Linked DNA regions of Homo sapiens: region 1 is linked to region 2. Evidence: read pairs that join two places in POLR2A ChIA-PET (ENCODE). Cell type or tissue: PC-3. All regions are shown on one strand. Region 1 overlaps MLLT3 (MLLT3 super elongation complex subunit). Region 2 overlaps FOCAD (focadhesin).

Region 1 (2,500 bases), 310 kb before region 2:
CACCTAACTCTGAACAAATGCTGTGTTCTTTAAATTTTGTAACTACTTATATTAGATTATATTTGCCATGTATATTAACCTGTAAACCAATCTAAATGCCATTCAGTCATATAACTATTAAACAAGTTAAAAATGAAATACATGTACTTGCATGAGAATTTACATAGTTATATTTTTAATTTAATAAAACAACATTTTAATGTATAATTAAGGGCTAATTTTTACCAAATACCCTAGTGGTTAGATAACAAGGGATACTCTGTTATTTTTCTGGTAAGTTAAATCTTGCAGTGTTTACTTTTATATTTAAAAATATGTGAATGGAGAAAATCATTTTGGATGAACGACTTTCAATGTATGATAAGCTATATAATTAAGAAAAATGTAAGAACAATATTATTCTGAAAGAAGATTCATTTCAGATTAGTAAAATAATTAGAGGTCTAATCCTTAGCTTCTCTCAGAAAATAAGAGAAATTATTTAATACGATAATCATGAGTTAAAAAATGCTTCTATTTCTTTAACATGCACTTAAAAATTCACTGGTAGATAAAATACTTGTAAATGTGCTGAAGTCAGAGGAGAAGGGTATCTTTTTTCCTACTTTAAATCACTCTGGAGAACAAATGCACACTGGGGCTCCTATTTTAAAACTTTTTCTCTATTTTTTTCTTAATTAGATGAATGCATGTTATATGCACATTAATCATCTAAAATTGTAAGATTTTCCTGAATTTTTCTATACATCAAAACCTCCTGTGGCTTTTCCTTGTTCCATCCCTCTCACCCCATTTTTCATTACCTTACATAATATCCCAGAAGCTATCTTGCCTATGAAATTACTACTCATAGTAAATAAACTTTACATATAGTTTATCTTTAAAAATTAGAAACACAGCAAGCAAAGAAATTGTTCTCACCTCTTTCAAAAGAAAACGGTGTAGCCCTCAGGAAAACAGAAGTGCCCCTAAGTTCATGTGTGTCAGCAAGGAATGGAGAGCTGTTAAGAATGATCTTCTTGAAAAGAAAGAAGTCTCCTTAGGCACCCACATGTATATTTAGATTAGACTGGCAGTTTAAATGACAGCAAACACATGGTCATGACTTCCCAATTGCTCATTCATCTAACACATACACAGGCTAATCAGAGGCAAACATCCACCCCGAACTGTTTTAGAAACTAGCTTCTCCCATCTGATACTACTGTATGTGTGGTAAGCAGACATTCTTCTAGAGAGATCGGATGTCAAATGCTTAACTACCTCTCTTAGTATAACAGGATCTTAAATCACACTGATTTAGAATTCCAGAATGTTTTTGTAAAGTCAGTTTGACATCAACTTACATCAATTCCTTGCTCTAGCCTGCAGGGTTTTATGAAGTACAAAGTAAAGAAATGACTATGTAAAGATTGCAGGATCTATTTGTCTTATGGGTATTTTTAAACTGTAAGACCTGCCCATCCTATCAGTAATAGCACACACTCCTATTCTGTAAACAGGGTAAAGTCACTATAGAGGATCACATTTTCTTGTGCAAATAAAAGGTGGTAGAGTTAAAAGGTGGAGATACTGAACATGAACTTTAAGCCCCTACTCATAATTTGAGCTTCAGTAACATTTTCCAGTAAGTGAGAAACAAGAGAAAACACAGATGGCACTGTTTGCTGGCAGCTATTAACTACACCTACAACACTATTGTGTTGTATATATGCATACACATTGAGATTTATATATATTAAGATGTGTTGGTGAGGAGCAGAAAACAAATGCAGCTATCAGCTCTATGATGGGGGGTACGTTATTTTAAAATGTCAAACAATTTTAACATAATTATATTTTACTTTTGACATGAACTTTGCATTTTAATCTTAATGTCAAATATTTTGAAAAATCTAGATTAGTATGAGGGTGAAAAGAATGAAACACTATAATAATTTGGTGCTCAGGTTCTGAAAACATCAAACCTGGTTTGAATCTCAGTTCCACCACTTTCTAGCTATGTGACCTTAGCACATAACATCATCTCTCCAGGCCTCAGTTCCTTCATTTCTAATGGGGAAACATAAGTAATAGTGGTACCAATTCATATCGCTAATGTTAGAATGTTGACAACGCAAAGCAGTTAGGACAGAACACTGAATAAATGATGACTAAATATTAGTTACTATTATCATCAATAGGAATAAATATAAAATTATGATATTAAAAAGTTATGTCTGAGTCCATTTGGCTTGTCCACCCTCTCCCCCATGATAGTCTTCCCTGAAAAACACTTGACACTTCAAGAAATAAGGTAACTTCCTTTAGACTAATCCAAAATTTATTTTCTCTGAAACTTCTCCTGGAGAAGGCAGCTGATAAAGTACCTAGTTCAATGCCCAATATATAAGACATTCTAGCAAGGACTTCTATACAAACAGAATAAACAAAGATGAGAATTAAAAAGTGATTGTTAATCTAAGCACAAATGATCTATAGGTAAGAACTGCCTGGTCAA
Region 2 (2,500 bases):
CTTCATAAACAACACCAAAATACAATGGGATAAACATTATAATTAGTCGTTCACATAGTATAGTGGGGGATAGAGAAAACTGTGTGCAAGGTTTGAGGAGATTCAGAGAAGGCTTTATGGAGGAATTTTCATCTGAATTGAAGTTTGAAAGTGAGTAGGAATTAGTTGGTGAGGTTAGAGGATAAGGCATTCTGGGCACAAGAAAGCAGTGAGGACAAATAGATAGGTTAGAAACGGGACATAGACCCTTAATGTGTTAAGATAGAGAATAGATCAACTTTAAAAAGTAAACAAGGGTAAATAATGAAAGTTCTCTTCCACACCGTGTTAGCCATTTTGAGCTTTAATCTGGAGGCTATGTTGATCCATGAGTAATAGATTTTAAGTGGAAGAAAGTTAACATCAGTTTCATGAGGCAATGTGAGGAATGAATTGTAGTGGGGTAAGGCAGACATTTGCATTACATGTGACAGAACTCCGAAAATGCAGTGCTGCTGGAGAGAAGAGGATGAATTCCAGATATATTAAGGTGATTGAGTTAGTGGCCAGATGGATGTAGGGGATGAAGGAGTGATGGAGTCAAGGATACCTCCTAGGTTTATGACTTGCCGAGATAGGAATCACATGAGCAATATCAGATGTATGGGGAGAATAAGATCAGTAGTCTTGGACATGGGTTTAGGTCACACAATTGGTGCTGTTCAGTGGGTATTTGGCTGCTTTGGCCTGGAGTTAAAGAGAGGATTCTAGGCTGGAGATAGAGATTAGGATGCTATCAATTTATAGGTAGTTAAAACAATGTGAGAATGGATGATGCCTAAGAGAGTTTGTAGAATAAGAAAGAATAAAGCAGAAGGGAAACGCTGGGAAACACTACCCTGTAGGAAAGATGACCCAGTGAAAAAGACAGAAGGAACAGCCTAATGACAGTGGATGTCTAGAAGATAAGGAGGGAGAGAATCCAACAAGAAGAGACTGGTCAGATGCCATAGGGAATAGGAGAAAGAGCTAACTACAGTTTTTGGAAGGTTTCCCAGATAGGCCTGGATCATTAATTTGTAATAATACTAGTTCATATGATTCTGTGACTTTTGGCAGCAAAATTCAGTAGAACCAGAGATGATAAATAGTTGGATTGATACAGTATTTGGATTTTGTTACGTGCGTATGGTAAGATTGCAAAGGAGTTGAAACTATTGGTGAAAGAATGGTCAGAGTGATGGAATGTGAAGTTTAGACTGGATAGGGATGACGATAGAGCCAGGAGGAGCTGAAAGATTGAGATAACATAATTGGTTCAAAGGATTAAAAGTCTGGATGAAGTAAATATACAAGTGTTTGTAGCTAAAAGGGAGATAATGAAAAGGATAGAAATCCTCTGGTCAGAGTAGAATATTGGAATTTAAGATTTTTAGGGTGCAGATGGCGTGTAGGGTTTGGCTGTGGATATAGATGGTAGAAACGGAGGTGTTCAGGAACAATGAGACTGGTGGTGCATTCGATGAATTGCTCACCCAGATGACTGTAGATGACTGTGGTACCCAGGGAGGAAGGGTAGAATGTGATCCTAATTTCCGAGGTTTAGATTGCCTATGGTGGTGATCACTATAGATGAGAGATGAAGATACTTAGATGTTATGCCCTCAAAAGTACAGCGGGTGGGGGTGGGATGGGGTAAGTGGTCTGGAAACATTCTTCTGGGCCTTGGGACTTGGAAGGATGATTAGCCTTTACTGGTGGGGGCCACCAAAGAAGGGGAGTTTAATTTCTATTAGGCCTAGGAGGTATGGGGAGCATCTAGTGAAGAGGCTGAGGATATAAGAAAGCTTATTGACTATGGTGTCAGTGTAAAAGCTTGGGAAGGAGTGAGAGAGCGAGTAAAGATTATTTAGAGGAGAAGACAGGTTAGAAAGAGCTTAGATTTGGGTATAAGGGTGACAGCGCTTCTCTGAAGCATATGGCTAGCTTTTAGTAGTTGGGACTTTAAATTTTGATGAAGCTTTCTGTTGTTAACGTTTACCCATCAAGTCATTATAGTTTCTGTCAGAGTAGGACAGTTGGCATAGTACTGTTTCTAAATTTAAAAATAACATATATGTCTCCAGTGAATATTTGTGTTATCTGTCGGAGAAAGGATGGACAGTGTGGCCTATTTGCTTTGATGTACCTTTTCCTGGTCTTTGAATTCCCAAAATACTTTTGCAAATACATTTCATCATGTGTGCCAATTCTTATCTATTGGTAGGATTAGGAAGTTATGTTGAGTATTTTTAGGTCAATTCTGGGCCCAGAGGTATAGGAAATGCCTTAATGTGAATGGCAATTGCCATGAATGTGGGAGATTGGCATACCTGCATTTACCTAAGATTGCCATCTGTTATTTTCTGACCTAGAGTCTGTTTCTAAGGACAGCGCCTCACTTATGCACTAGGTCTTATTCCTTTTACCTTCCGAAGGATTTGGCTCCAGCATCTCTCTCTCTGAACATTGCATTTCCCCT

Evidence for each region. ChIA-PET counts read pairs that join two places held together with the same protein. Peaks named below come from ENCODE experiments on the same cell type or tissue, not always from the same donor. Only the 100,000 strongest peaks of a DNase experiment are listed, where the experiment ranks them.
Region 1: POLR2A ChIA-PET joins it to region 2 with 6 read pairs; 3 of 35 experiments call an interaction of 5 or more read pairs at or near these places.

What each region holds. Positions count from the first base shown.
Region 1 is chr9:20,381,460-20,383,959 of GRCh38, forward strand. All of the region lies in intron 5 of MLLT3 (MLLT3 super elongation complex subunit), which reads right to left. Among named protein-coding and RNA genes, the nearest start is that of MIR4473, 29 kb to the right of the region's middle. In PC-3, no CTCF peak of the experiment used is centred here; no DNase peak of the experiment used is centred here; H3K27ac peaks cover 712 bases.
Region 2 is chr9:20,687,794-20,690,293 of GRCh38, forward strand. All of the region lies in intron 1 of FOCAD (focadhesin), which reads left to right. Among named protein-coding and RNA genes, the nearest start is that of FOCAD-AS1, 4.3 kb to the left of the region's middle. In PC-3, no CTCF peak of the experiment used is centred here; no DNase peak of the experiment used is centred here.